Regions from separate parts of the Homo sapiens genome. Here region 2 is linked to region 1. Evidence: read pairs that join two places in POLR2A ChIA-PET (ENCODE). Cell type or tissue: endothelial cell of umbilical vein. All regions are shown on one strand. Links, peaks and the distances in the headings refer to the core of each region. The heading gives the core; the rest is flanking DNA.

Region 1 (16,221 bases), core at 5,290-10,289:
AAAATTACTATTACGATGATGATGATTTTTATTTTTACTGTTGCCCATCCTTTAGGTCTTGGCAAAAATGTGGCTGTCGCCAACCACTTTGTCTAAAATAAGTGGACTTTGTGATTACCTCCCATCGTGTTCTTTTTTTTTCCTTCATGGCTCTTGCGCATTTGTAATGAGATATTTACATGTGCAAATTCTTTTATTTCATGTGCTTCCTCTACCAGACTGTGAGCCCCGAGGGGGTGGGGGCTGAAATGTGCTCCTCACGGCAAGCTCAGGGCCCTGTACAGCCCCAGCGAGTGGTAGAAATCAATAAATATCGAATGAAAATAGTCCTTGGATGATCGAATGGCTTTTGATCTGGTTTGATCAGGCAGCTGTGCCTTGCTGCACGGTGGCTGCACCTGGCCCCTGCAGTGCTCCGCCAGCCCCGCCTGTGCTAAGGGATGGGGCTGTTGGAGGAGCCGAGAGCTACAGGAAGGCCCTTGCTGAGAGGCTGAGAGGCTCTGGCCCACCGCTGACCGCACGTGCTTCCGGCCTGCAGGAGCGGGGACAGACTCTGACCCCAGAAGGCAGTTGCTCCTCCGTCCTCCTGTCCGAGCTTCATGGGGAAAGTTGGGGCAATTTAAGCCTGTCTGGCAGCAAGGGGTTGGGTCAGGCGAGTCCAAAGCTGCTGCTTCCCTGGGGGTCTGCTGGGACACACCCCAGTCCCTTGTCCTGGGACTCGACACCCTTCAGGGCTTCCCGCCCCAGTTCCTTCTGCCCCTGCCTCTTTCCCAGTGATGCCTCTGAGCCTGGGCAGAGTGGCCCTGGGCTGCTCTTGCTGTTGGCTCCAGCTCTGGCAGGGGCTACTCTTGAAGAAGCTTGTCTGAAGTCCAGGGTAGGCACCCCAGGTACAGTCCATAGAGAGCAAATTGCGCAGCAACCAAGGGCCGGGGCAGCACATGCCTCAGCATGGGAACACCAACCGCGAATCGTCTCAGTTACACAGTCCATGTTGTGACAAGCTGGGATAGATCTTGAAATATAATGAGTGAGCCAGGCCTGCCGCGTTTCTCCTCCCAATGCCTCTGGAGCCAGCTCTGTGGCTCAAGACCTCCTGCAACGGTCTTCATTTTCATACATTCCAAAGGCGGAACTGTTTTTCTTTGCTGACTTGTTCAAGACATCTAGATTAAGAAAGAAAAAAAAAAAAAAAAAAAACCTCCTCACATCCCCAACACAAAATCAACAAACTGACTTTTTTTCTCAAGAGTCCGAACAGAAACAAGTATGTAAGTATCCAGAAAACATATCTGCCATTAGCTGAAGCCTGAAAGACAGAAAGCAGATGACGGGGTAGGGGGCAAGGGAGGAGGGGAGATACTCGTGCAGCTATTACAGTGACACTTTATGTAAAGCTGGGCACTTGGCAGAAACCCAAATGGTGACCATGGATGAGACCATATGCTTTGGCCAAACCCCTGAGTCTCTCAGGGGCAGGAATTGTCCTCCAAAGGAGAGCTTAAGACCTTGAACAAAATAATTGCCACATACAAGAGTGTTTGTTGTAAGGAATCTAGAAGCCCCATTGAACAAAAATCTAATCGTGAGGGTTGGGGTAGGGAGGTGAGCAGTCATCTACATGGAACTGTTCTCTCAACAGTGGAGAAGCTTCTATTACCAAGATGGAAAATACCAAGATCTTAACACACGATAGAGCCTGGTGCTGTTTGGACAGAACTGACTGAGCCCCAAAGGGGAAATTCCATACAAAAGAGATGCAGGAGCAGTTAGAAGCCCACTGCACGGTCCACAAAGGTGCTGCTGACTGCTTCTGAGAGTCCTGTCAGTGGCAGACATCACCTGTTCTCATCTCTGTGGTTTGTATGGAATCGTCACAGACACAAGCTGTCCTGCAATTTAGGGGCTGCTTGCACAGCTGGAGGGACCCTATCCAACTCGAAAATAAGATTACCTTCACCAGGTCCCACCTACCTAGAGGGAAGGCAGAGAGTACACACAATCCCACCTCTGGGCCTCCCGCTGATGGACATGATGCCTAGCATACAATCAGTGATCAATACACACTTACGAAGTGAAGGAAGGAAAACATGCTGAGCTTCTTATGCCTCCCTGTCTTTCTACGCAATTCTTTTTGTCTTTCAGAGCCCTCCTAAAAGGACACTGACTCCATGTGTGTTTCCGCCTCTTCCAGTATGTGCCCTGTGTCAGTGTTGGCTTCTGTGTGTTCTGTGAGGGTGAGGACCTCTCCTGGCTCTCACCTTCAACCCTCACCTCACGAGGAGGAAGGTGCAGATACTCCATAGGTGCTTAGGAGTGTAAGTGTTGAGTGACTGCTGACAAGAAAAGAGGAGATACGATCTGATACACTTAGACTTCAAATCCAAACCTTGAAAGTCCCACCCAGTGGGGGACTCTTGCCGCCTTGAGAGAAGCACAGCTGATGTACGGAAAGCAATATTGTAAACATAACAAATAAATACAAATCAAAACCACAAGAGACCATGTGATGCCCATGGCTGAAATAAAAAAGACAGACAATAACAAGTGTCGACAAGGAGACAGAGCAATTGGAACCTTCATTCACTGCTGATGGCAACATAAAAGGTGCAGCTGCTTTGGAAAAGGATCTGGCTGCTCCTCAAAAAGTTAAACACAGAGCTACCACATGACGTACTATTCCACTCCACTCCTAGGTGCATTCCCAGGAGAAATGGAAACATAGGTTCACACAGAAACTTGCAGACAAGTATTCATAGCAGCAATATTCGTCCTAGCCAAAATGTAGAAATAGTCCAAGTGTGCATCAGCTGATGCATCGCACCAACAAACATGGTTCATCCAGATGACAGGGTATCATCCAGCCACAAAAAGGAAGGAAGCGGTGATCCAGGCCACAGCATGGATGAACCCCGGAAATGTTATGCTAAGTAAAAGAAGCCAGACACAAAGGAGCACATATTGTATAAATCCATTTACATGAAATGTCCAGAATAGGGAAGGCCATAGGGACAGAAAATAGATTTGTGTTGGCTTTGAGCTGGAGGGGAGGGCAGAAGCAGAATGGGGTGACTGCTAACGCAATGGGCTTTCTTTTGGGGGTGAATGCTCTAAAATATAGTCTGATTATGGTTACACAGCTCTGTAAATGTACTGAAAGCCATCGCAATGGGTGAATTGCATGGCCTATGAATTAGATCTCAATGCAGCTGTTAGAAACAATGGTGGGTTCAGGTCTGGACTCAGCCACTTCCTCGTCTTGTGACCTCAATGCTCCTCTCTGAGCCCTGAGTCCTTCATGGCACAGCCACGAGATCTGTCTCGAGGTGGTTGTGGGAGATGAAATGAGATACTCCACAGAGAGGACTTGGCTCCCAGCTGGGCAGAGAGCGAACCCTCGGTCCACTTACACAGCACCTATTCAGGGAGTGCTTCCTGACATGCCCGGGGACTGGAGAGGGACAAGATAGGGTCTTCCCTCTCACACTGATCTGCATGGCTGGCCCACACCTCTCAGTTCCTCAAACCTTCCAAAGAACACCAGCAATCAGAGATGCTGGGTTGCTCCATCACTGTTGGCCAAATGACCTCGGGAGAGGAGAAGCAGAGCAGGGTTTGGGGAGCAGACCCCCACGTCTGACAGCATACCAGCTCAGAGCATGGCGAGAATTCCAGCACAAGGTGCACACATTTTTTTGCCCATGGCTGTGGTGACCCTGCTGTGTGCCAGCCTCAGCCCCACAAGGTCACCTGAGCTATGTTCCTGGTCCCAGCTCACCCAGCCTCTTCAAGGAAGCCGTTACCTGCACCGTTTGATGGGTTAGGGCCCCTGAACCCAAACATAGCCCCTTGATCTGCCTCCACCCCACTTTCCTTGCCAGGTCTCTAAGATCTAGCATTCCGTGGGCCCCTGCCCTGCCTCCATGGCCCCAGAAGTGCCAACCATACTGGTGCCATGCTGCCTCCAGCTCCGAGCTGGGGTGTCCTATACTCAGCCAGTGGCTTCTGCCTCTCCCCTGGTCCTTTCCCCCTTTCTCTCTCCCTTTTGCATGGAAAGCATTTCACACTCATTCCTCTAAAAACAGCGTCACGGTTGGGCCCAGGCACCAACCTGAGCTCTCCCTGCCCACCTGCCTCGCTGCTCTTGGTCAGAGGAAACACATTAAGGAGAGGAAGAGCGTGTGGACAGCTGTCCTGGCTACTCTTTCCTGTACTTCCCTCAAAGCAGCCCAGCCCTGGCCTGTTGGGCCGAGGAACCGTTTGCACCCTGCAGACAGTGGGGATCCCAGGCGTGGGTTCGTGCTGCCTGCATTCTCGGAGTCCACAGGCCCGGCGGACACACACATAGTGTCCATGATGACCAGGAAAGCACACCATGGTCCGTTGTGGGGCTGTGGGTGGTGATAGTGGGGAGGGGGGGTACACTCTGGGATCAGCTTGACTGTGGGTCCCCTGCCCAACGGCCGTGAGACGCTGGCTGAATGGCTGGGCCACTAAAACCTCTGTTTCTTCATTGGTGAAATGACGATGGCTGTTGTGAGGTCACAGTGAACAAAGGCAAGCAAAATGGCTTCGCCTTGCACCCGGAGGACACTCCGGTGATTGGCAGCACATTGTTGATTGACACATATACTGCTGAGGTGGCACACACAACCACATGGTCCGTGTCTCTCATTTCTAAACAAACATGAGCTCATGCAAGGACCTGGTGCCAGGCAACTTGGATCTAGGCCCACAGTGAAGAGGATCCTGGGGCCAGAGGGGAGACGCGAGGACGAGGTAGGGGCTCACCTGCGCCAGGCACAGTTGCAAATGCCTTACGTATACCAATCACCCCCTACTCCCCACTGTGACTCTACAGGGGAGGCACAGCCATTAGCCTCATTTGACAGACAAGAATGGTGAGGCTCAGAGAGCTGAAGTCACTGCCCCAAGTCACAGAGTGAGCTAGTGGCAGAGACTCATGGAAGTTGTCCTCCAACAGAAATCCCAAACAACATGGGCTCAGGTCCGAGGTGTACTGCTTAGGAGCTTGGTGGCTTTTGGGGTGCCCCTTGCACTCCTGTGCCTCAGCTTCCTCACCTCGGGACAGAGGTGCATGTGCCCACTTCTGACTGAGCCTCCAGGGTGGAGGAGGATGAAGGGCTGCAGGGCTGCACGTTGCATATACCCCAAAGTGGCGGAGCATCCCTACTGCCTTCGGTGCCATTGGAGCACCCAGGGACGCATGGGTGAGGCAGTGAGCCGCCCGTGTAGCCTCACCTGCTAGAGACGGGAGCACATGGAGGCCCTTGTGCGGCCCTGAGCAGTCAGGTGGGTCACCCTGTGAAGAAAGGGCAAAGCAGCCTCACTAGTGACCCCGGGACCCAGGGAGGCTCCGTGCACAGGCTGCCGGGGCTACTGCTGCTGCCGGAGCCCCTCTCCCAGGCCAAGCCTCTGCCTGCTCCAGTGCGGATGTATAGGCAGATGTGTGAGGGTTGGGCTGCTGAAGTTAGGGCTCTCTGAGGCCCCTGTCATGTCAGGGCGGCTCCCAAGCAGCCTGTTCTCTGCTGCCAGCAGCATCTCCCACCCCACCGTGAGGCTGCAGCTCCCTCCTCTCATGCCCCTAAGGAGACAGGCACCCTGTTCTTTGCGTGTGCTAAAGCACCGCACCCCTATTTTTGCCTAGCTCACTCCCGCTTATCTTTCCTCCAGCCCCAGAAGGGCCCTGTTGACCCCTAGCCCCATTCTTTGCCCCCAAGACACTCTGTCCTTTCTTCCCTAGCTCAGGGCTGCTGGGAGAGCCTGATTCGTCGTCTCTCTACCCACTAGACTGCAAACTCTGAGGGACTTGTGTGTTGGGGTCTCTGGGCCCCCAGCATCCAGTGCTCTAGGAAGAATTGTGGAAGGACAGGAGGCAGTGGGGAAGGAAGGTTTCCTCTCATACCAGCCAAAGCCAGAAGGGCCCAGTGAGTGTTAATCAAAGAGTCCTCCCTGGAGGAGGTGGCTGATGGGGCCTAAGAGGTCTGGGCCCAGCCTCAGGACCCATTGTCTGCTGCTGTTGCCCAGCTTCATGTCTGATCCCCACACAAACCCTCCTGCCATTGACCTCTCCCGGGGCTGGGGCCGACACAGCCTTGGGCCACTGTGTCCCGGGAGAACCAGGGCCCGTGTCAGGCCTTTCCCTCCTTTTCACCGGCCTCATCAGGGCATTTTTGGAGAAACAAATTCCCGGCATCTCAGGGCTGTGGGCTGCTGGCGGCCAGCTTCCTGGTTTGCCCAAGACTAAAGCAGGCCCAGGGGCCTGGCATCTAATCTGGGGACCCTGATGGTGTTGGCCGGCCGCGTAATTGGCATGAGGTGGCAGCGGCAGCCACTGTGCCAGGGGACAAGTCCATGAGGCTCCTGAGTACCTGAAGTCCGGGCCTTATTTAATTTTGTCCTTTTCAATTAAAATCACCCCTCTCTCCCTTCTGCAGAAACAGACAGGCTCAGACAAACATGGAGTGAATTTCGTTCCAAGATGGTTCCCCACCACCTTTTTTCTTTTTCTTTTCCTTTTCTGTTTTCTTTTTTCTTTTTTTTTTTTTTTTTGAGGCAGGATGTTGATCTGTTGCCCAGGCTGGAATGCAGTGGCACAATCTCAGCTAGCTGCAGCCTCAACCTCCCGAGCTCAAGCAATCTTTTCGCCTTAGCCTCCCAAGCAGCTAGGACCACAGGCATATGCCACCACGGCTGGAGAATTTTTGTATTTTTTGTATACACAGGGTCTCACTATGTTGCCCAGGCTGGTCTCGAACTCCTGGGCTCAAGTGATCCTCCTGCCTCAGCCTCCCCAAGTGCTGGGATTACAGGCATGAGCCATTGCACCTGGCCTTTTTCCCATTTTCTTTCCTGAGTACATATCTCTAACCTTTCTCCCTGGAACATTAATCAGGGTCTGTGCTCTAGGAAGCTCCCACCTCTTCTTCCCTCTGTCCCTCTCTTCCTTTTTCTTTTTTTACTAGGGAATGGCCAGTGGCTGTGTCCTCAGAGGGTGGGGAGGGAGAAGCAAGCACCACACGCGGTGAATACAGCTTCAAATATCTGGAGCTTCGGGAAGCCAACGCCATCCAAATGGTGTCTTATGTTAAAGCAATAGAGGAAAAGTGAGAAAACTTTTCTACCTCCACCTCCCACCCAGCCCCCTCCTTAAAAGGAAAAAAAAAAAAGGTTTCTGTACACTCAAGTTCCCACAGTGATACAATGTAAGTTTTTAAAACAACACAAACATTGACCTTGGCAGATGGCCCCGTGGAAAGAATAGGCATTATCGACACAACGGAATGACTTAAGAAGACAAGGTGCCTCCCCAAGGAAGCAGAGAACATGGCGGCTTTGCAAGAGTCTATTCACAGGACGCCAGAGTCAACAGGCCCTGACCCCTGCGGGCCTGAGGGGGCCCCAGACAGCCCCTCCCGCAGCCGCCTCCTGGAACTCTCTGCCCTTGGGTCCTCAGGGTGCCTTCACTTGTTGATTGTGACCTTACGGATTTAAGAACCCAGCCGGGGTGTGCTTTCCGCCAGGCACGGGGGGCCACAGTGGCACCCTCTGCCCCTCAACCTGGCGGGGGACACAGGCACGCTTGGTGGCCAAGACTTCTGTCCCATTTAGGATTGAGGAGCAGATCCTGGGGAGCTAGCCAAATACTGTTAGCTGATCAGTGAAAGCTCTGGTCACTAGAAAAGAGAGAGGGAGGAAGAGGGAGGGAGGGAGGAAAAGGGGGGAAGGAGGGAGGGAGGGAGGGAGGGAGTCTTCCTCTCAAGCCAGCATGGGTCCGAAATCCAGCTCTGCCCTTTCTAACCATGAGACCTTGCAGGCGTTCCTCAAACCACGTTTGTGACACGAGAGCCAGTGACAGTTCCTGGCTTGCGGGTTGTTGGAAGGCAAAAAGGAAGCTACTGCTTTACAAACACACACTTAGGTCAGAGCCTGGCCCAAGGCTGGCACAGTGACTGTTTTACCATGGGGGAACGAGGCCAGGAAGGCATGGCAGGCAGGTGGCTCCAGGTGGGACCTGAGGGAGGCCTGCAGGTTCTGGCCGGGGGCTGTTGGCAAGAGTCCTGCCCCAGGCTCCAGCTCTCTGGAAGTGAATGTGTGTTCCCTCCATGCCCTGGGAGACACCAGGCTGGGCCAGAGCCAGTCCTGGCCTCATGGACTGTCTGCAGCACAGAGCATTTCCTAGGACCTCAGGGCCAGGAGCCCAGGCCTGTACTCATCACCTCTAGAGAGGGGGAAACTGAGGCCCAGAGAAGTCGTCACCTGCCCAGTTCAAGCTCAGTGTCCCCCACTGGCTGGAGACAGCCAAGAAACCCTGTGCAGCCCCACCTCCCTCCCCTGGCACCTCCACCTGGGGGCTCAGTGGCAGGGTGCATGCCACATGGTCTCCAGGCCTGTGCCCCATCCAGCCACGTCCCAGCCAGGCAGGGTGCTGCTGTGGCCATCCTCTCTGGGGACCGGGCAGAAGGAAGTTTCCACAGAGGTGCTCTGAGCTCACAGAGCCTGAGGGCCTCCCAGGCCTTGTCTAGTCGTCAGCTCTGATTAGTGCCACCTGTCCTGTTTATCCGGATTTGCTGCCTAATCAAATCCTGAGTCCCTTAGTCACCTTGCTTACGCGTCCAGAGGCAACAGACAAATTTTAGGAAAATGCTCCTTGCAGAGAAATGTAAGTGCCAGGGCCTGAGCAGTGTTGCATTCCTGTGCCCTCTGAAACCTCCCAGGCAGAGTCCTTTCCCTGGGTCCTGGGTAGGGGTTCCAGAAACTTCCCTGAGATATTGACACAAAAGGAATCTCTGCTGTCAGTGTCTACAGCTGTAAAATGGGATGGCAACCGCAGCAAATGACGAGCGCAGCCAAGGTCTCGGTGGGCTTCATCCCCACAACAAGCAGGTACTGAGGGCTGGCGGGGCCCTGGACTGGGAAGTGGCGGGCAGGAAGCAGGCAAGACAAAGCCCCCAGCCCATGGAGCTTGTCATCTTTCACGGGGAGAAGGACAGGAAACACGCACACAGAGAATGGTTGTTCGTGATTAGAGCAACACAAAAATGAAACAGGGATATGATGACGAGAAGACCTGGGGAGGGGAGGGGAGGGCGTGTGACGTCCACTTCACCCTGGATGGTCTGGGAAGGCCTGTCAGGGGAGGGGACGGTTGACTGGGGGACTTGGAGGCTGAGAAGGCCCCAGCCACGGGGAGAGAGTTCCAGGCAGTGGAATGGCCTGTGCTAAGGTCCTGAGGCGGGACAGGCTTGCTGTGTTCTGGAGCAGTGGGTGGCCAGTGGGCTGATGAGCAGGGATGGGCGGGCAGGCTGGACCACGTGGGGCCTCGTAAGGTCTCCGTGGGATCCCAGGAGAGCGAGTCTTCACTGTGGGTCCGGACCAGGAAAGCGAGGGGCTCACCGTCTGGGAAGTCGTGTGAAGGGGATAGACTCCTCCCTCCCCACCTCAGCCAGGTCAGGCATGGAGAGGGTAAGGGGGCAGCTGGCCGCAGTGGCCCAGGCTCCCTGCATGTGGAGCTGGGTTATGCATGGAGGACACGTTGCTCTGAAGTCAGTGCTCAGATAGGGGTGTTCCATAGAGTCCTGAGCACCCTGCCACTGTGCAAAGTGCTTCACGTGCTCGGTTGGTGCTCCTGCCCTAGGCTGGCACCCGGCCCCTCCTCTGGAGCCCAGGACAGCCCTTAGTGGTTGAGGCTAGAGCCAGACCAGATGCCCAGGAGAAGCAGTTAGGGGCCAACCTTGAACCTCACCCTTCCTTACAGTTTCCCCTCAATGAGCACCATTGACCCCCAAGTTCCTTGCATGTCATAATTAACAATCTTAATCAATAATAATCATAGCTTGCATTTACTGAGTGTTTACTGTGTGCCAGGCACTGAACTACACATACCACACAAATCAACCCATCTAATCTACACAAAACTGCACGAGACAGGTGCTCTAATTAGCTCTGCTTCCAGATGAGAGAAACTGAGGCACAGAAAAGTCAAGCAACTTGCCCAATGTCACACAGCTGGCAAGTGGCAGAGCCAGGAAGGGACCTCCAACAGTATGGCTCCTAAACCCAAGCTTGCAACCAGTCCTTCCTCTGTGACACCTGCTGTGAGTAGTAATAACAGCAAAGCAGCTGAAGTTTGCTGAGCACCTGCTGTGTTCCAGGAACCATCTTTGTAAGCTTTTGCCATTCTTCACCCCTGCAAGGAGGCTTTTAAGGCATTTTTTCCTAATAGCTCTCTCCGATGACACTTTAACGCCACAGGTATACTGGGTGTCTGTTTAGGTACTGTTCAGGTATCCATGCTTTAAATGTAAAGAGTAAAATATGTTTTTCCCCCTTGGGAAGCAAATTCCGTCCTGTTGGGACTGCATGCTCTGCCCAGATGAACTCATTCATTCCTCAACAACTCCATAGGTGAGGAGGATGATGATTCCTGTTTTGTGATGAGCCTGAGGTTCAGAGAGGTCCAGGGCTTGTCCCAGGTTGCATGGCTCGGCAGTGGTGAAGCGGCCCCACCCAAGTCCACCTGTCCTGGTGGTAATGCTGAAGTCAGTCCTCCAGCCTAGGCAGGCCACAAACCTACACCAGAATCATCTGATCTGGGGCCTCTGACCTTTCTGAAACCAAATGCCTCCATGCCCATGTGTGTGCGTGCTCCTAGAAGCAGGTGATTTCGGGAGCCCCTGACCCAAAGAGCGGTCTGGAACGGCTGTGACACTCGTGCGGGCTTCGGAAAGACAGCTTGATCCCGGCTGCGGACTGAACATAGGATGTATGTATGTGCTCTATTACCTGGCTCCATGTGCCAGGTGCTGCACCAGCCCAGGAGTTCCTAATCAGGGTTTTTCAAGCATCGGGGGTCTACAGGTGGGCTCCCTGAAATGGAAGGGGCTCATTGGAGGTGGTAGGTGCTTCTGGGAGGCCCACTGTGGCCTCTGCAGTTGGAAAACACAGTCACTGCCCCCCACCACACACCCAGACCTCCCGACTGGCACTGCACAGACACCCTGGCCCCTGTCTTTTGCAGAGAGGACGTTGAGAGCACGGGGGAGAATCGGAGCCAGGTGGGACTGGTTGACTTCCCAGGCTGGGCCCACTGACCTTCCTTCTGAGAAAAACGCTTGTGGCAAGTAAATCCAGGCCTTCGCCCAGCACCCAAAATAGCTGGCATCTCTGGCCTGGGCCTCCACGTCCTGATGAACAATGGGGCATTCTGCGGCCCCAGGCCTTCCACACAGCAAGCTAGGACCTGCTGAGCCCATCCCGACAGTGACCCCGGGCCCCAGGCCCACACATGCGACCCGAATGGCAGGTGTGGGCTGCCTGGTTTCCTTCAGCTGGGGCAGGAAGTGCCAGGCAGCAGTCTCAGCCCACGAGGCAGGGCCTGGGGCAGAAGCTAGGAGGGAGTGAAGAATGAACAGACAGACAGACAGCGAATGAGGCCAGACCCTTAATGGACCCTGGCTGGGACATCCCCCAGGAAGCTTCCCTATGATGATGGGGACAGCGCTGTGTCCTAAAGCCTCCAGGTGCTGCCTCGGTGTCTCCAGGTGCTGCTGCTGTGCCAAGGGCCACATCTCCCATGGGTGGTTTGTAATGGAGCTCAGCCACCTCTCGGTCCTCACTCCCATCCTCTCAAGCCCCTGCTTTGGGGCCTGTGGACCTTTGCAGTTCCCCCAGCTCAGGGTGCAAGTTCATGCCCTAGGACCTCGGCACTCACCGCTCCCATCCCCTGAAATGATCGTCTTCTGGATATGTTTCTGCTCTGTTCCAATGTCACCTCCCCAGAGAGGCTTCCCTGGCCAGCTCTTCCCTCTCTGCCTTCGCTCTACTTTCCTGGCGTGGCACCTGTGTGGACGTGACACGATGGGGTTTGTTTACCGGGTGATCACCTCCCGTGCTCGCACAGAGTTTGGGAAGGACCGGGCTTTGCTGATTTTCTCCTTGTCTACCCAGGTGCCTGCACATAGGAGGTGCTCAGCTGGCATTTTCTGAGCCAATGGCTTAGGCTACTGGTGCAGTTTGCATGGCTGTCCCCATCATTCCACTTGAATGGTGAGCCAGTCCGTGCCCTTGCAGAGAAACTCAAAAGAAATCCAGCATGGCCTGAGTGTAGCACGCATCGGGCAAGAAGGGGGGACCCTGTGAGCCAGGGTCTGAGCCGCGCTTTTCCCTCAGGCCCTCGGAGGCCCTCAGGAGACTTTTAAGCAGTGGGTGTCTTCGCTGCAGAGTGGAGAATAACCAGAGGAACCAAGACCAGCCAGGAAGCTGTTGAGATACAACAGGCAAGAGACAAAGGTGACCTGGCCGGGGAAACAGCAGGGCCACAGTGCGACGTGGAAAGATGTGGTCCAGCGGGACCCAGGGCCTCCCTGGAGCCCTCCAGGTGCAAGTGATGATTCCTGTATTTGTTGCCGTGTGACCTTGAGTGAGATGTTCAACCTCTCTGAAACTCACAGGGACGATGACAACAATAATGCCAATGATACTACTAGGGGCCTGCCTGTGTGATCAGAGCCCTGGAAATGGTAGTTGTTATTGGCTGAACCATAGGAAACTGCTGTTTTATGTAGATCAAACAAGTCCAGTAGTGACAATTTCCTAGGGCTCAACCTAATAGTATTAACTGTTCAAGACATTTGCTATAGTTGCAAGCAAGGTAGACTTCAATACAAAAATGTCAACAGGGTACACAGAAGGACATGCAGAATCATGTATGAAAGTCATTAGCAAACTCTTAGCATGATGCAAATGTTATTTACAAAGATACATGCAGAATTCTCTTTGAAATAAAGCCCAAAGCTTGGTGCCTAAAGTCAAGAGGGGTGAGAGTTTGGCCACCCAAAGAAAGCCCTCAAAGGAGGACCACATCTTTTCAGGTGCAAAAAATAAGGTCTTACAGGTGCTCCAGAATTTATTGGTCTTTTTTGGGGGGATGGACTCACATCAACCAAAGTCACAAGAAACTGATGTATAATACACTCTATGCCTGCTTATCTGTTTGAAAGGGTAAATGTGACTCTCCATCAGATTGGAATCCTTGGTTCTGCTCCCCATGACTTGTACTTGTAGCTGTGAAGGACACCAGGGTTGTACTTGTAGTTGTGAAGGACTCTGGGGTGTCAACGGGCCTTCAAAAGGCTGAAATGAGAGCGGAATGAGAGCGGAAGTCGGAGAACTACCACCCAGGAGATGGAAACATTAAGTGACAATCTACCAGGCCCTAAAGGAGTCTGACCAAATAACTGATTCACAACAGAACCCACCAGAAATCATGGCCTGAGACTTAGCACCTCTCTTTCAGATGGTGTTGGCTAAATGCCCATAAATCCTTGTCCCCTGACCCCCTCCTCCTCTTCTGGGGTCTTCATGAACCCTTCCCTTATCCTCCTGGTAAGGACCCTCTCCCATTTGCACGGGAGCTCCCACAGCCTGTGGCAGGAGGGGTAATCGTAGACCAGGCCAGAGTGAAGGGAGGCAGGACAGAACTGAGGGCTTGGAATTCGCATGTGGTGCTCACCATGCTCCGTCTTCTGCTCCTTCCACTGTGGCTTATGTCCCCGCTTAGACGCATTTACTTGCACGTGACATGAGCACGCCAAACCTGCTGCCAGCTAGTTGAGGGTTGTCCTTTAACATCCTTGGAAGCCCTTGTTTGGCTCAAATGTGGGGTGCGGATGGGGAGATGTGGGAGGTGAAGGGTGGAGAGTGTGGGTGCCCGCTGCAGGCTTGGGATTGCGTTTTCCCTTTGGCCTTTGTTCTGCCACCCGGTGACATCCTTGTGTCCTCTGGGCCTGGGATATGAGCCTGGAAGCAGGATGTGGCAGGGAGGTGGGTGGCGGGATAGGGAACCCCCTCTCTTCCCTGCCACTGACCAGGTTTCGTCCCAGGTCTGCAGGGTGCCTTGGGTCTGGCCCACGTGCTCAGCCCATCCTGGTAAGCAGGCAGCTTTTGTCGGCAGGAGTGCTGTAATTGCCGTGTAGCCTGAGGACCCTGTGCTAGGGGCCGAGGGAAGCCAGAGTGAGCCCGGTCAGGATGAGGACTCCAAGCATAGGCAAGCAGAGAGCTCACTTAGCAAATGCAGTGTTTGCGACAGCGCCAGACACAGGGATGCTCCATGTGCCGCAGCAAGGGCTGCTGTTGTCACTGTCTTTCCGTGACATCATGATTCACAGAAGCACTGTGCTCAGCAGTCCCCAGCTGTGGCCTCCATCCAGCCTTGTGGCAGCCTGGGAAGTGCTCCTGTTTCCATCTCTCTATAAGAAACTGAAGGCCAGAGAGGCTCAAGAACTTGCTCAGATCTGAGTAGAGAAGATGGGATGTGAACCCAGGACCGCCTGACTCTGCACCCCAGGGCTTTAAACCATGTTTCTGAGCGGCCCCACCATGCTACCCACCCCGGCCCTGACAGGGAAGGCAGGGAACGTGTTGTGTTAACTGGGGAGGCGAAGGGAAGACCTGCTCCTCCATTCATCCTCAACTCCTGAGCTTGGCCCCAAGGAGACACTGCATGTGTCTCCAAGTGTGGATGAAGGACCCTGAGCATCAGGATGTCCAGGAAACGAGACAAAAATGCACATGCCCGGGCCTCACCTCGCCTCCACTGACCCTGAATCTCTGGGTAGCTGATAACTTCCCCAGGTAGGGAGTTAGCAAATGAAAACACAGGATACCCAGTTAAATTTGAATTCCGAGTGAACAATGAATAACTTTTTAGCATAAGTATGTTCCAAATATTTCCTGGGATATACTTACATTAAGGGATTACTCATTATTTACCTGCAATTAGAATTTAACTGGGTGTCCTGCATTTATCCTGGCAACTCTTTTTCCAGGTAGCACAGATGCCTGAAGAACAAGAGCTCTCCTATGGACTCATACCCTTTAGGAGCCCAAATTGAGCAGGTCCTTGTGAGTCCACTGCACGCTGACCCTATTTCAAGTTCATGGCTCCCACATTAGAAACACAGGTGAGGTCCCTCCCCTCAGGAAACTCACATTCCAGCTGCACCTCCCAGGGTCCCTGCCGGCTTTCACAGGTGGGAAGACTGAGGCCCAGACAGGGCAGGCTGGTGGAGGAGGCCCACAGGCTGGTTGGACCCCCGGGGGGAGCCCCTGCCCCAGGCAGGCCTTCCCGGTAGACCAGGGCCATCTGGGCTCAGACTCCAACACCTGGCATCAACCGAGCGAGAAGCGGCTCACCCTGCCCCACTGGGACCGCTTCCCGCCCGCGTTGGCCAGATGGATGGGCAGAGCTGGGGAGCAGGGGGGCTAGGGGCTGCACCGGAGCCAGTCCAGATACCTTTGCAGGGAATGGAGCAGCAGTCAGCTCTGTTTTCGTTCCAGCCTTGGAGAGCAGCCCTTTCTGGGCAGGGGAATACATACATACACATAACTCTCACAGCCCTGGGGCTGTTTCATTTCAAAGAAACCTAAGGTTCGGAAAGAATCTAATTAAGCGTCTCCTCTGCAGTTTTATCTTGCATGAAATATAATTGCTTGTGAAACTTGGCTCATCCCCGACCAGGAGCCAAGGGGTCAGCAGCTCTGCCGGGATTTGTGTGCGTGTGGGTGGAGGAGGCCATGGGGGTCCCGAGGGGCTTTTTGGGAGCAATGCCAGAGCTCATGAGTTGGTCCCCTCTCCTCTTCAATCCAGTAGCCACCCCACCTCATCCAAAGCCCCCTCATTGGTGCTGAGGAATTTTAGGAGTTGACTCTCTTCCCCCAGGTTCTAGAGGCGGACAGTGCAGAGTCCCAGTCCCTGGACTAATTCTATGACCCTGGCACATCACTTCATCTTTCTGGACATTTATAAAATCCATAAAAAGGAGCTGATCATTGCTTCACTGTAGGATTGTCACAGGATTACATGAAACCCAGCGCCCAGTGCTCCATGGATGCCATCCGAGCTATGGTGCTGCTCTGATCAACTTTCATTTTTGTGTTGGCCCAGTGTCATTGTCCTCACAAGAAGCCCCATGAAAGCAGGAATTTTCTTTTGTCTGCTGTGGAATCACCAGCATTTAGCATCTGGAACAGCTCAGGCTCCAGGAATGTTTTCAGCAAATGAATTCATGAGAAAATGGATGTCTTAGAGTCTGGGAGAAGCTAGAGTATAGTTTCAAGGAGCTGATGACAGCCTGGAAGGAGAAGGGAGATGAGGGACTGTGTGGTCCACAAAGTGCTTTGAAAAATATTCCTGCCTGAAGA
Region 2 (16,221 bases), core at 8,354-13,353, 88 kb after region 1:
GTCAGCCTGCCCTGCAGATTTCAGCCTTACTAGGCCGGACTCCACAGTCCCACAGCCAATTCCTTAAAATATACATATTTAAATTCCTGATTCTGTTTATCTGGTATAACCCCTACCAATGAACCATATAAATTTATAAATGGAGACTCTGAGGCAGGGGCAGATTTCTAGAACTCGCCCAAGGTCAGTATATGCCAGAGCTTGGATTCAAACCCAGGCATTCAAGCTCCAGAACTGGCCCCCTTAATGACCCACAGCACTTGGTCTCCAGCAGTGAGATCTTCCTTCCCTGCTGCCCTTCTTGATTAAAGAGAGGTGCCAGGGCCAGGGAGGGAGGGTGCAGAGAGGATTGTGGTGGAGGAAGTGCAGTTCTACTACAGCAAAAGTTGAGTTAGAAATTCCTGCCACAGTTGGATATGGGTTGAGTTGGGTCAAGGATGGCAATCAATAAGGTTAATAAAGCATAACTTGAGTTTTTATTCCCCCTGTCATGATGGATGAGGCCTTTGAAGCAACTAGCAGAGGCCTCACCCTGAGCATCCAAGAAAGATTTGTGGGCACATTTGTATGAAGGATCTCCTTCCAGCTCCCATGAGTGTTTAAGTTGACTTGCTTCAAACCAAGATCAAAGAATAGGCTGGAGATATTGTTTCACCGATTTGTATAAATCAGCCAGACAAACTGTGGCCTCGACAACTACTGATGTTTCTCCAGTTGGAGGTAAGTTGTTAAGAAACATGTCAGGCAGCTGCAAAAATCTGAGTGCCTCCTTGGGAAAGAAACATCGAGAGGCATTGATCACTTGCCGCCTGACTTTACCTTAACTATTTCTGAAGCCATAATTGAGAAGGCCTCAAGGTCCACTTTTCACATATCCTTCAACCTTTCAGAATGGGTTTGAGTGATCATTTTTAACACTAATGCCTGATATGTTTGTAGAGTTTCCAAATGGTCACAGACATGGTCTTGTTTCGGCTTCACAACAATCATAGGAGGTGAGGGAGGGCAGCAGAGATTTCTGCCATCTTGCTAATGAGAAATTGAGGCTCAGGGGTGTCAAGGGTCCAGCCCAAGGTCACCCAGACACACAGCCATTGGTTCACATGCAGGGACTAAGCTGGGGGGGCGTCTATTCCAAGCCATACATACTTCTCCCATCTGTACATTCCCTCCTCACTTTGCTGATGTTTCCTGGGGGCTTTCTCCATGCCTGGTCTTGGGCTGGATATTTTCACTGTCTCTCACACTCTTTAAATATTTCCTTCTTTTGCCTTAGAGTATGCTTTGAATGGTGGTAGTAGTGGCAGAAGCTACTTTAGAGAATTCTACGAGTGAACATTCTCATAAACACACACACACACACTTATGCCAGCCAGAGTCCAGGAGATTTGGGAATCACACAGAGAAGAATCACCTCATTTCCCAACTGCATCTGGGACTGTCTTCCACACTGCAGAGATGGTCTTTAAATCCATGTAAAGTAATAACATTTGTTAATTTTATCAATTTAGTGGAGCACTTAACATCAGCCAAGCACTTTTTATATACTAGCTCTTTTAATTCTTTGGATAATATTCAATCTCCATTGTACAGACAAGGAAACAGAAACTGATGCTCAAGGTCCATACCTTCTCCAAAGTCACACAGAAAATATGAGACAGAATGCTGACTCCAAAGCCCTGTTGTAGGTGCTTTGTACGATTAACCTTGCTTCATAGTATTTGCTTTGCTTCATATCATTAATATATTAAAGGACACATTATTTTTAGTGGAGAAAGTTTATTTTTAAAAGAAGTTGAACTGCTTCAGATGTAGAATGCTGGAAAGACCCTCCTACTCCAATAGAAAACCAAGCCAGATAATTTGAAAATTTGCAACTTTTCTTTAATCCAGCAGAGATCTGAGTTACAAGGCAACCAGCTAACCTGAAATGTAAGGAAAGATAGGTACCTCTAAGGAGAGTATTCCAGTCCTGGAATACTTGCTTACCTGGAGTAGGTGCCATCAGATGCTGGCAGGAAAAAAAATAGCTAGAATATTTAACAAATTGCTAAAGGCTGAGCGTGGGCTGCTGAGACTATATGGCACTTCTGAGAGCCACAGACATAAGATGAATTCACTCTATATGCAGGCTTGTTTCCATAGCTGAACTGAGTGCCCACAAAAAAGATAGGAAAGGGCAAGATGAGAATACTGAGAAAGCATCCCTTGCAGCATAGGACTGGGGAAGGAGGACAGAAACCACTGCAGAAAAAGCACAGATCCTCACCTGGATCTCCCTAAAATGTCTAGGGGAAGGGCAATGAAACCTACTGCCATGAGGGCACTAATGAAAATTATTGAAACTGACTGAAGGAAACTACAACAGCAGCAAACCACCCTCACACTATTCCTGGTGTATAGTAGGGCGGGCAGGAATGCATCCTAAGCCCAGACCAATAGCTGGGAGCTAAACAGAACCATGAAGTGCCTGGCTAAGACTGAGACAAAATAAGCACAACAGAGAATATTCCCCAACCCCTACTACCAGGCAAACAGATATAGAGTAGCAGGTAACAGTGGTCTCTTCCCGGGAGAGGGACAAGAGACAGGAGAGAGACTCAATCTGTGGCAAAGCACAAAGGAAGACTAAAAGCTGAGGGTGGAGCAGAGGTTGAAAAAAATCCTCTGGCAAACCAGCGCCCAACTTAAACTCAAACTAACATAAAAGGACTTTGAAGCTGGCAGCACACTGGGAGCAACTATAGCCAACAATGAAATCTAACACATCTGAATTCCTAAATAGACCAACTCAACTGCCCATACTGAAGTCCTAGCAGAAATAAAGACATGCTCCATTCCCAGATGTCAAAACCTCAGTATCTATTGTCCTACATAAGATGTCTGGCTTTCAATAAAAAAATGTGAGGCATTCAAAGAAGTGAGGGGAAAAAAAACCACACTGTCAAGAGACAAAAGAATCAACAGAATTAGACACAGCTATGATACAGATGATGGAATTATTAGATAGGAATTTTAAATAACTGAATAAAATGTTATAGACTGTAGTGGAAATGAGAACACCATGAATTATCAAATGGGTAAGTTCAGCAGAGGAGTAAAATGATAAGAAAAAAATCAAATGGAAATTCTTGAAATAAAAATCATGCTCATAAAGATAATGATTTTGACAGACTCATCAGTAAATTTAACACAGGTAAGAAAAGAATCAACTAACTTAAGATAGGTCACTAGAAATTATTCAAGCTCAAAGAGGAAAAGGAGCTTTAAAAATAAGCAGAGTATCCAAGAATTGTGAGACAATAACAAATGGTCTAGCAGAACAGTAACTGGAATTACAGAATGAGAAGACAGAATGAGGCAGAAAAAAATATTTGAAGAAATAATTATCTAATTGACATTTATAGAACACTCCACCCAAGTACACAAGAAACATTAACCAAAGCAAACCATTTTATGGGCCATGAAACCAATATTAATACATTAAAATACAAAAGATGTACATTAATACATTAAAATAGTTGAAATTATACAAAAAGCATTTTTCAAAACTAATGACAGACACAAAACCACAGATCCAAAAAGTTGAGAGTACACCAACCAGGATAAATTAAACAAAAACAAACACCTAGAAATAGCTTATTCAAACTGCTGAACACTAAAGATAAAGAGAAAATCATAAAGGTAGACAGAGAAAAATAATACATGCAGAGGAACAAAGATAAGAATTACATCAGACTTCCCCTGAGATGTCAGGCAAGCCACAAGACAATACAAGTGCTAAAACAACAACAACAAAAACTATCAACCCAAAATGTATCCCAGCCTGTGGGCCAAATCTAGCCCACCGCCTGTTTTTGTAAATAAAGGTTTTTACTGGACCAAAGCCACACAAGTTTATGTATGTATTGTCTATGGCTGCTTTTACACTATGACGGGTCCAGAATTTGTGGCCTACAAGACCTAAAACATTTACTATTTGACCCTTTACAGAAAAAATTTGTCAATTCCTAATCTAAAAGATAACTGACTTTCAAAAAAGTAGTAGCAAAAACAAAAGTAGTAACAAGCTGTTGTGTACTCATAGCATACATAAAAATAAAATATTAATATATGACACCAATGACACAAAAGTGTTGGAGAAAAGAATAATTAGCATATTTTGTAAGTTTCTTAGACTAGATATAAAGTAGTATCATATTATTTGAGGTTAGAATTTTTAATTAAAGATTCATGTTATAAAACTTGGGTCAACAACTAAAAATTTTTAAAGAGACATAAATAATAATAAGCCATTAGTGAAGATGAAACAATCATAAACAAAAGAAAGGAAATAATGAAGATAAGAGTAGACATTAATGAAATTGAGAAAAGAAAATAATGAAGCCCATAGCTGCTGCTTTGAAAAAAAATAATAAAACAGATAAACCTCTGTCAAGACTGACCAGTGGAAAAGGACAACACAAATGATCAATATCAGGAATGGAAGATTGAACATTGAAAATCACCTTACAAAGAATAGATAATCCTATATCTATTAAGGAAATTTAAATGCATAATTAAAACTTTTTTTTTTTGAGATGGAGTCTCATTCTGTGACCCAGGCTGTAGTGCAATGGCATGATCTCAGTTCACTGCAACCTCCCGGGTTCAAGCAATTCTCCTGCCTCAGCCTCCCGAGTAGCTGGAATTACAGTCGCCTGCCACCACGCCCAGCTAATTTTTGTATTTTTAGTAGAGATGGGGTTTCACCATGTTGACCAGGCTGGTCTCGAACTCCTGTCCTCAGGTGATCCACCCACCTCGGTCTCCCAAAGTGCTGGAATTACAGGTGTGAGCCACCTGGCCAAAACTTTCTAAAAAGAAATCTCTCACTAGCAGTCAGCACTTGTGAAAAAAAAGGAAGGAAGGAAGGAAGAAGAAGGAAGAAAAAAAAAAAAAAAAACTCCAGGCCCAAATGGCTCCACTGGTTATTTCTACTGAATATTTAAGAAAGAAATAATACCAATTTTACACAATTTCTCCCAGTATACAAAAAAAGGAGGGTGCGTGTTCCAACTCATTTTATGGGATCAGTATAACCCTGATATCTAAACCAGACAAATACATTATAATAAAAGAAAACTACAGACCAATAATCCTCATGAATATAAATAATATCCTTAACAAAATGCAAGCAAAAAAAAAACATATATAAAAAGGATAGTACACTACAGCCAACTGGGGTTTATTTAAGGAATGCAAGGATAGTCTGACATTCAAAAAACTCAATCAATGTAACTCACTGTAATATCAATATTCAATGTAATATCATCAAACTGAAGAATAAAAATCAAATAATCATCAGAAGAGATACAGAAAAAGCATTTTATAAACACATATTCATGATTAAAAAAACTCTCAGGAAACAAAGACTAGAGGGGAACAATCTCAACCTGATAAAGGACATTACAAGAAAACTTACAACTCTAATGTCATACATAACAGTGAAAGACAATGCTTTTCCCCTAAGATTGAGAACAAGGGATGATACCAGCTCTCATTCCTCCTGTCTAATACTGTATCAGTACAATAAGGCAAGGGAAAAAAAGACATCCACATTGGAAAGGTAGAAACACAATGGATAGAAATTTAAAATAACTATGAATAATATGTTACAGACTCTACTGGAAATGAGAACATCATGAATTATCACATGCATAATTTCAGCAGAGGAGTGAAACTATAAGAAAAAAATCAATTGGAAATGCTGGAAGTAAAAACAACACTCACACAGATAAAGAATAATTTTGATAGACTCATTAGTAAACTCAACACAGGTAAGAAAAGAATCAACTAACCTGAGGATAGGTCAATAGAAATTATTCAAACTCTATTGCTAGATGACATGATAATCTACATATAAATTTCAAACAGTCTATTAAAAAGCTACTAAAACTAAAAAGTGAGTTCGGCCAGGTCACGTTAATAAGATCCATATTCAAAAATTAATTGTATTTCTGTATACTTGGCAATGAAAATTGAAATTTTTTAAGATACCACTTACAATAGCACCGAAACCTATAAAATACTTAGGTATGGATCTTATAAGAGACATGCAAGCTCTATATGCTGAAAACCAAAAAGACAATGATAAAGGAAATCAAAGACCTAAATAAATGGAAAGACATGCCATGTTGACAAAGACAATATTGTGAAGATGTCAATTCTTCCAAACTGATTTACACAGTCAGCATAATTCTAATCAAAACCCATGGGAGGCTGGATGTGGTGGCTCACATATGTAACCCCAGCACTTTGGGAGGCTGAGGCAGCAGGATCCCTTGAGCCCAGGAGGTCAAAGCTGCTGTAAGCCATGATCATGCCACTGCACTCCAGCCTGGGCAGCAAAGCAAGACTTAAAAATAATGCAGAGTTTTTTGTAGAAATCAACAAGCAGATTCTAAAATTTTTATGAAAAGATAAAGAAAAAATAACAAAAGTGATCTTGAAAAAGAAGAATAAAGTTAGAATAGAACTATATATATATATACAGTTATATATATACAGTTATATATATATACAGATATATATATACACATATATGTATATATATGTATATATATATATATGTATGTATATATATATATATATATATATATATATATATGTATGTATGTATATAAAATATTTTTTGGAGACAAGGTCTTGCTCTGTTGCCCAGGCTGGAATCCAGTAGCACAATCATAGCTCACTGCAGCCCCGAACTCCTGGCTCAAACAATCCTCCCACCTCAGCCCTTTAAGTAGGTGGGACTACAGGCCTGTGTCACCACGCTCAGTTAATTTTTTAAAAATTATTTTTTGTAGAGATGGGGGTCTCCCTATGATGCCCAGGCTGTTTGTGAAGTCCTGGCCTCAACCAATTCTCCCACCTTGGCCTCCCAGAGTGCTGGGATTACAGATGTGACCCACCACAGCTGGCCAGAAGAATATATTTTAAATAAAGTCACCCTACCTGATTTAGTACAAAGGTAAGATATTCAAGAGAATGTGGAATTAGAGAAAGGGCAGACATATAGACCAACGCAATAGACTATAAAGTCCAGATATAGGCCTATACAGAGTGGGTCAGTTGATTTAGGACACAGTTGCAAAGGCAATTAAGTAGAGAAAAAGTAGTCTTCTCAACCAATGGGGTTGGAATAATTGGATATTTATTTTTAAAATGAACCTCCATTCATATATCACACTATATCAAAATATTCACTCAAAATAGATAATAGACTTCAATGTAAAACTTTAAACTATAAAACCTTCAGGAGAAAACATAGAAGATAATCTTTGTGACCCTAGATTAAGTAAATATTTCTCAGATATGGCCCCAAAAATATAATCCACAAAAGAAAAAATTGATAAATTATACTTGATCAAAATTAACAACCTATGATCTCTGATATGGTTTGGCTGTGTTCCCACCCAGCTCTCATCTTGAATTGTAGTTCCCAAAATCTCCACATGTCATGGGAGGGATCTGGTGGGAGGTAATTGAATCATGGGGGCAGTTACCTCCATGCTGCTGCTCTTGTGATAGTGAGTGAGTTCTCACGAGATCTGATGGTTTTATAAGGGGCTTTTCCCCCTTTTGCTTGGCATTTCTCCTTCCTGCTGCCATGTGAAGAAAGACATATTTGCTTCCCCTTCCTCCATGATTGTACATTTCCTGAGGCTCCCCCAGCCTTGCTGAACTGTGAGTCAATTAAACCTCTTTCCTTTATAAATTACTCAGTCTCAGGTATGTCTTTATTAGCAGCATGAGAACAGACTAATTAATACAATCTCCAAGAGACATCATTAAGAAAATTAATAAGAAAGCTAGCAGAATAATTTGCTAATAACATATCTAGAAAAGAACTTGTATCCAGAATATGTAAATACTCAATAAGTTCAATAATAAAACACAAACAATTCGAATTTTAAAATGGGCAAAAGGTTTGAAATCTTCACCAAAGAAAATATAGTGATTTTAAATAAGCCCATAAAAAGGTGTTAAACATCATTAGTCATCAGGAAAATACAAACTAAAACCACAGTGAGATACTAGTACATACCCATTAGACTAACAAAAACAAAAAAAAAAATCTGACAACATCAAGTGCTGATGAGGATATGGAGCAACTGGAACTCTCGTACATTGCTGGTAGGAATGCAAAATAGTATAGCCACTCTGAAAAACAGCTTGGCCATTTCTTACAAAGTTAAACATGCATGTATTAGACAACATAGCAATCCTACTTATCGGTACTTACCCAAGAGAAATGAAAACCCATGCTCATGAAAAACTTGTACGTGAATGTTTATAGGGGCTTTATTTGTAACTGCCAAATCTGGAAACAATCCTAATGTCCCTCTACAAATTATAGTGTAGGCCTACAACTGAACACCACTCATTATTAAAAATGAATGAACTACTGATACAGGCACAATGTGAATGGATATCAGATGCATTCTGCTAAGTGAGAGAAGCAAGACTCAAAAGGCTACGTGCTATAAGATTCCATTTATGGGACATGCTAGAAAAGACAAAACTATAGGAAAAGAAAACAGATTATTAGTTGCAAAGGACTGAGGGTGAAGAGAGGTTGTCATCCCCAAGGAAGGATTTAGGGGTGAAGGAACCCTTCTATATCTTGATGTGATGGTTGCACACTGGATACATTTATCGAAATTCCACAGAACTGTACACTAAAAAGACGAGACTTTACTGCATGCAAATTATACCTTAATGAAAAATGAGTAAAAAACAGAAATGGGAAGCAGTATCTTTCATGGCAAATGGAAGATAACCATCTTTTGTTTTAAAGACAATGAAAACAAAGCATTGAAATAAAATTTTGGCTAGATACCGCTCCCTGGTCACAAGCTCTGAGCCTGAGGACTGCTTTACCTCAGTAAAGGAGAGCTTGACAAGTGTTAAGTGGTGTCGAAGATACACCAGCACCCAACAGAGACTTTTTCTTTCACAATACAACCAAGAAAAGATTCAATGATAGTTCGTGGCTTATCTACATAGCACCTGAAATCATTTCTGCCATATATGGTGGGAAACACATCTCAGGCTGGGCCTCCAAGGGAAGCAGCCTGGCTGGGTCCCCAACAGCTTTTTGCCAGCCTTCCCTGCCCCCTTCCCAGAGCATGCACACTTTGCAGCCTCCTTCCTGGTCTCCTTCCCCAGAGTCTGTACATTTTACTGCCCCCAAAGTTGAGAAAGCATCACTGCCTGGCAGGGCCCTAAGCTTCACTCCTTCTCAGGAAATCTGCACTTTCACTAGCTTTTGGAGCCAGAACACTTCAGAGGTTCTTCCTCTCCTGGTACAGCTGCTGATGACTGAGAACAGACTTCTGAATCTTGAGGATGCTCAAAGCCCTCCGTCAGCCTTCATCGCACCCAGAGAAAGTCCACAGCTTCACCCCATTTCCACCAGGGGCTCATCCCCACCCTTCCCAATACGCATTTGTTGAATGAATGACTGTGTGATGGGCTTTTCTGGTTTCTAGTTTTCTGTAATAAGACTGTATTTTACCTTGTAATAAGTAAAAAGAGAGGAAAGAAACCTGCACCCCAGATGACGGAAAGTTGTAGGGTGGAAAAGGCGAGTGTATGGCTTCTCACAGCTGAGGACCATGCTGGACGCTGTTCATCTCCCTTCAATGTGCCTGGGATGTTTAACGGGTGAATCATCTGGGTCCAGGTGGAGAGAGGCTTGCTGAGATCATACTGGTGGATGGTGGTTCAGCAGCACTGGAGCCTGGACTCCTCACCCATGGCATCCTGCCTCCTCCTTCCCCTCATCACCATGAGTCAGCATTATCCAGCACGGCCCTGTGCCAGGCTCTGGTCTTGGGGGCTTTACCCACATCATCCCATTTACTCAGAACAGCCGTCCAAGACTGGTTCATGTGGTACAACAAATGTACAAACATCAAAATCACATACATGACGGTGAGCCACCCCCACGGACCTGTGTTCCCCCAGGGAGCAGCAGGGGCTGGCCCCTGTCCCATGTCCACACTAAAGCAGACCTTACTGTGGGGGCAGGATCACCAGCACTGGTTTCTTTGTTCCCGTCCCCTGCCCCTTTTACATTTTTTGTAGAATATAGATATTGAAATCCACCATACACTCTCTTTTTCAATAAGCCACGCAGCCCTGGAGACACAGCTGGACCCTGTGGATTTGGCAAGATGCAGGAGTAAGCCATCTAGAGCCACCTTGGGGACTGGCTTCCAAGGAGATGCCCACTGGTTCTCGCCAACACATGCAGACACCCACTGGCTTCCCACAACGTTCAGGCTGAGGTCTGGGCCATGGCGCCCCAAAAATGCTTTCTGTTCACCTTTGGTGCCACCAGGCCACACACATCTAAGCTATGATAAATATGGTAGCAAAGAAGACACAGGGAGGACTGTCACGCACACCATCCTGTATCACCCAAGCTCTCTTCCCACTTCATGGCTCCTCCACGACCCGCAGAGTCCACAAACAGGGCCAGGGGCACTCAGACCCCTCATGGTCCTCGGCCTTTGGTGGGAGATCTGGTTTTACTTTGTTCAAATTGTTTGCTAAAACTAATGGCATGTTTCTTAATTTCCTGGAGCTTGGGGAAAACAGGCCAGAAAAAAAAAAATCAGCCTCTGATTCATTTTCTCCCTTCCTTCCCCAAATGAAAGAGAAAACTGAATGAATGCCTGTGGTTGACAGATGTGAGTATCTTAAATCAAAGTCCTGCTTCCCCCTGTGGTGTAGAATCTTGGAGGAGCCTTCGAAGCTAGCTCCTTTCAACAAGTTTCAATAAAAGTGCCCTGCCATCAACAAAGGCACAAGCAAGTCTCAGCCCCATCAAATCCAAGCGTTTGTCACCCTGAAGCCTGGTGGGAAGGCTCTTGGGGTGGGGGAACCAACGGGAGGCCGGGGGTGGAAGGAACAATATCTTGTTAACCTTTTTTCTTAGGGGCAGTTTGCAACTTCACTACCACCCCAACTTGCATTTACCTTGGCCTGAAGAATTGGGACGTTCTGCAGTAAGGTCCATAAATTCCTTTTTTAAGCTAGCGTGAGCCAAATGTAACAAGCAGCTGTCCAGACCTGTTTAAAAAGAATAAACCCCAGCTAAGCGCATAAACAACAGCCCACTGCCTTTTATCATACAAACATGGCGGGAGAGCCAAATGCGCTACAGAGCCTAAACACAGATTCTCATTGTTATCTCATTAAGTCCATTAAATAAGCAGGAAGGAAAATGCTTTCACATGTTGAGCCTGCTTTAAACTATCAGGGAACAGATTAGAGTTAATTAATGCTGTGAACTCTGAAACTGCTAGCCCTGGGTGGGGGGTGGGGGTGGGGGTGCTCCCAGTGGAATCCAGGTCTGCACCTGTCACAGACATGAGTTCAGAAAATCTAAGTGGACTCTGACGTGCACCTCCCTCCCTCCCCCGGCCCTACGCATCCCCGGTGCTGGAATCTTCAGTGCCTAATCTGTAACTCACGAATCAGGATCAAGAGATAAACCCCCACCTCTGAGACAGACAGTCGGTAGACTCCAAGCAGAAACTGTGCAAAAGTCTCTTGCCGGTGCTCCGGAAATTGCCAGGGGTTCCAGGCCGCAAGGCGAGACGGCTAAGTTGCTTCTGACAAGTTGGAAAGAGCTTATCAATTATTCATGAAACTGGATAAACATGGATTTTATCTTGTAGCATGAATCAAGAGATAAAAATTCTATTTCAAGAGGGAGGGGTGGAGACTAAACCCTGAGTGTTAATTGTAAACTGAAAAAAAAAGAAGAGGGAAGGAAGGGAAAAATAAGGTCTTAGGCTTGGGTTGTGGTGTGAGCACTTGTCCAAGATCCCAGCCCCCAAATTTTGCTTCTCCAATTCCCCAAGACCCCAAACTAGGCAGACAGCCAGAAGAGAAACAGAGAATGCCGTCTGTTCACCTTGAATTTAGCTAACCTGCTCCCTGGGTGATACACCAAGCCTCTTACTGGTGTAACGTGCCAGCCGGAACAGAACCACTTGCAAGCTGATGGTGGGGGGATTGTAAACCCCCAAACACCACCTCTTTTAAGGTATTTCTGTTTAAAATCAATGTGCTGCTTCCAGACTGAAATCCAAAGCAGAGGAAAGTATACAAACAGCTGCCTAACAAGGCAGAAGGCTCAAAGCAAAACAAAACAAAACAAAGGCAAATCCAATATGCAGGATATTTTGGCCAAAAAATAAGATTTCTTTTTTCGTGTCCTTCCCCTACTACCCGTAGCGTTGCATCTAACAGTTCCTTAAAGACTAGGAAATTAACCCAAAAGATGAAATTGAAGAATTAGTGGTTTATTAAGGCATTCACATTATTAAATTTGACTGTAGATGAGAATATTTATATGTATATGTGAAATTCATCCATCCGAGTGTTAGCAGGAGTTGTCCCCGGGTTGAAGGACGATGCGTGACTTTCATTTTTCTTCTTTCCACTTTGTATTTTCTAAATAGCATATTAGGACCACTGTTAATTTTACAATGAGAGAGAAATAATAAACTTAGTGCTTTTAAAATCCTATATGAGGAGCATATATTGATTTTTATAATGGGGGCTAACAATAAACTTTATAACTGACATAATTTGAAGCCACACATGTTTCCTGACTTTTCTTTTTCCCTCCTTCGACAAAAGCCTCTCAAAACAAGGAAGCTGTCACAATAGCTTTTGCCTTTTCTTGCGACCCAGCTGGTGGATGGCGGCGGGGGGAGCCGATGGGTATGGAAAGGTGAGACCCTGCTCCAAGCAGCTCTTCTGCACACACAAGCAGACATCAGAGAATGGGCACCGAACCATGCTCTTCTGCAAGCCCTGGTGGATCTACATCACTCCGGACTGTCAGTGCCACGGCCAGAGGGACCTGAGTGTCTGGGTGACACCCAACCACCATTTTGGCCATCCCCCTGCCCCTTGCTGTGCCTCAGTCTCTCTATAGTCTCTTTTGCTTATCATACTTTTCGGACCGCAGACACAGAAAGTTGCATGTAACATTACTGAGTCCATGGCATGCTAACAACCTTGGTCTATGTTGGGACCCTCATCTGTCTTATTTTATTGTATAAATTTTTCCCTTTGCCCCTCTTCCATCTCCACACCCATTTCCTTCCTTCTTCCTCCTGAAAGACATCCCCTGGAGTATGTCTGATGGATTGCCTTAGACACACACAAGTTAAATGCATGCAACACTTGCGTGCAGGTTTGTGGTCTGGGCTTACATGAGTGCCCTTCTGCTCAGGAGACGATGCGCTTTCCGGATCTGTCTACGTCATCGCGTATCTCATTGCTCCAACAGCCATGGATCCCTCTTTGCAGTCTTCACAGTTGATAGACACTTAGAGGCCACCACTTCCCACCCCATGAAGCGCACTATGGTGACCCTGAGATGACACGGGGGAGGAGGAGGCTCAGAGACTGGCCTCTCTGCCTCCCTTCCCTGTCCTCTCCTCTCTAGGTGGCTCCCAAGAGGCCATTTGAAAATGAGTGGACCTGGTCTGCAGAGGCCTCCCAGCTCCAACACCCTGCAGTGCTGAGCCCAACATGGGGTCTTGGGTGATGTGAGCCACTCATCCACAAACCTACCCAGTCCCCTCAGAAATAATGGTGACATCTGCCCTCTTACCAAGGACCTGCAGCCCACCAGGCTCCACAGCCCACCAGGCCCCACACTGAGGGCTTTACTTGTGTCATCTCATTGCATTCTCCCCAAAACCTGAGGATTCTCCCTTTGCAGGTGAGCAACACAAAGCTCAGAAGGCTGTGCCCAAAGGCCCAAAGTCATGTACCTCATGAAGGGCGTCACCAAGACATGAGCCCCATTAGACGCCCAAAGCCTTCCTTCTGCCATGAGCGGGGCAGCCTCTCCTCCATCCTGCATCAACAGAAGCCCTTGCTCAGGCTGAATTTTCTTGCCTCCCAAGTAAAATGAACCAAGCCAGCCCATTCTTTCTACAGACCATCTGCAAGCCCTGGTGGGTCTATATAGCATCAAACGGTCAGCTCCACGACCAGAGGGATGTCTGGGTGTCATGTTGATGAAGCTATTGGTGCCAGACCCAGCTGCTCAGCTGCCATTCCATAGCCTGCTATGAGTGGCTCAGGCATCAATGAGGGGTTTGAGCTGGGCTGGGGACCCAGAAATTTAACAAAAACAAATCCCCAAACCTCCCAGGCAAAGAAGGCTGGCCACATAAGAGCAGGCATTTGCTCTTCGCTCGACAGCACCTGCCTCTCACGCTGGTGCTATGGCTGTTCACAGGAAGAACACAAGGCCCCGCCTTTGTGGGAAAGCACCTCTTAAGTGCAGGGATTAAGATGTGTCTCCACCGCTTGAGTTAACACACTAATGAATTGTTACTAATAAATTAACAAACCATTCAGTGTGAGCACCACCCCAGAGCAACAATTATGGCAACTGGAGTGTTAGTCATCCACCCACCCACCCATCCACCCACCCACCCATACACTACCCTTCCATTCACCCACTCACTCATCCATCCATCTATCCATCCACCCACCCATTCACCCATTCATCCATCTATCCATCCATCCCCCCACTCATCCACCCATTAACCCATTCACCCACTTACCACCCATCCACTCATCCACCCACCTACCCACCCATCCACCCATTCATCTATTCATCCATCCATCCATCCATCTTGCTCTCCATCCACCTATCCATCTATTCACCCATTCATCCATCCATCTACCCACCCACCCATCCACCCATTAGCCCATCCACCCATCCACTCACCCAGTCACACATCTATCCACCTACCCACCAACCCATCCATTTATCCACCCACCCACTCACCCACCCACTCATCCATTCATCTACCGAATTCATACATTCATTCAAAATATATTCACTTAACATTTATGTGCCAGGTGCTAGGATAAGCCCTCCAATGCCATCATCCCCCAGCCCCCACCATACACACAATAGCCAGATAGAGCAAGAATACCTATACAGGTTTAAGGGCTGGAGGGTGAGTTCCCAGACAGCCCAAGGTATTTCCACAACCTGCCTTCCCAGAGGCAGGTGAACAAGATGCCATTCAAGACCTAGGTATTTTAGGTTCAAGCTGAGGAGCCAGTCTTTCCAGCCCGGACCAGGTTTCCATCCAGGCTCCATTGCATACCAGCTGTGTGACCTTCAACTTCTCACCATGTGGTTTCAGGGCCTCAGAAGACTGGATCCTGCACCCAGTGCTCAATTCCTGGACATGGTCTTCTAATTCCTACAGGGTGGCACAGCTTCATCCTATTTTACAGAGGAAGAAACAGATGCAAAGGGAATTGCAGGGCCGGGACTAGTGGGAGGCACCCAGGGCTCAAACTATGAGAAGGCATTCACCTGGAGGGGCTATCTGCACCTATGCCCACCCAAGAGTGAGTGCCTATTACATGGTGAGCCCTGGGAACAAGTTCGCCTCCCCCTAGCACCGGCCATGGTGAGTGGCTAAGTGGTAGCATTATGATTTGAAGTCAGGTCTTCTGATAAACCCAGTGCTCATTCTGTGATAGTTCATTTGCTCTCTCATTAATTCACTCAGCAAACGTGCAGCGAGCCCCCACTATGCACAAGGCATGTGCTAGGCTCAGGGGTGCACCAGGCATTTCTGAAGGACAGAGACTTGCTTTCTCTGCCTCAATTTCTTCATCTGTAACATGCAGGTTGTTATAAGGATCTGGTCGACTCTGGGCCGAGCCAGCATGCTCACTCTGGAGGCAGAAATGGTCACCAAGAGGGGCCCAGCCCACCCTGGCCTGTCCCCTGCTTCATCCAGAGCTACCCCTGCCTACCCTTCTTGGCCCAGGAGGCTGCCTGGATGTTTATTTGGTTATTAGATAACCAGGCCTGGGCACCATTTCTTTGATCAGTTACCCCTGATAACAAGCAGAGGAAACAGACCATTTTATAGCAAGATTTTGTGGGGTGATCTTATGATCCCATGGTGTTTTTAACAGGGACAAGGATGAAGAGGTAGGCATTTGGAGGGGAGGGGGAAGGAAAAGAGGCCCTGCTCTGCAATACTTTCCTCCTGATTCCCCCTGGACTTTGATTCTGGGGGAAGGGGTGGTGTGGGAGATAAACGTGGAGCAAGAAGGCTGGGTCCCACTCACAGACATCTGACTCAAGGCCGCTTC

The links. Peaks named below come from ENCODE experiments on the same cell type or tissue, not always from the same donor. Only the 100,000 strongest peaks of a DNase experiment are listed, where the experiment ranks them.
Region 2: POLR2A ChIA-PET joins it to region 1 with 5 read pairs; 8 of 35 experiments call an interaction of 5 or more read pairs at or near these places.

The regions. Positions count from the first base shown.
Region 1 is chr20:58,603,682-58,619,902 of GRCh38, reverse strand. APCDD1L-DT (APCDD1L divergent transcript) reads right to left here. Exons shown (of 7, transcript NR_034147.1): 7 at 11-1,163. Among named protein-coding and RNA genes, the nearest start is that of LINC01711, 23 kb to the left of the region's middle. RefSeq lists enhancers at 637-1,308, 9,403-9,904. In endothelial cell of umbilical vein, for the core only: no CTCF peak of the experiment used is centred there; a DNase peak (open chromatin) is centred at 7,262.
Region 2 is chr20:58,518,617-58,534,837 of GRCh38, reverse strand. It overlaps APCDD1L-DT (APCDD1L divergent transcript), which reads right to left. Exons shown (of 7, transcript NR_034147.1): 2 at 15,239-15,334; 3 at 13,287-13,448; 4 at 11,557-11,669; 5 at 11,032-11,124. Among named protein-coding and RNA genes, the nearest start is that of APCDD1L, 11 kb to the right of the region's middle. In endothelial cell of umbilical vein, for the core only: no CTCF peak of the experiment used is centred there; a DNase peak (open chromatin) is centred at 10,707; H3K27ac peaks cover 507 bases.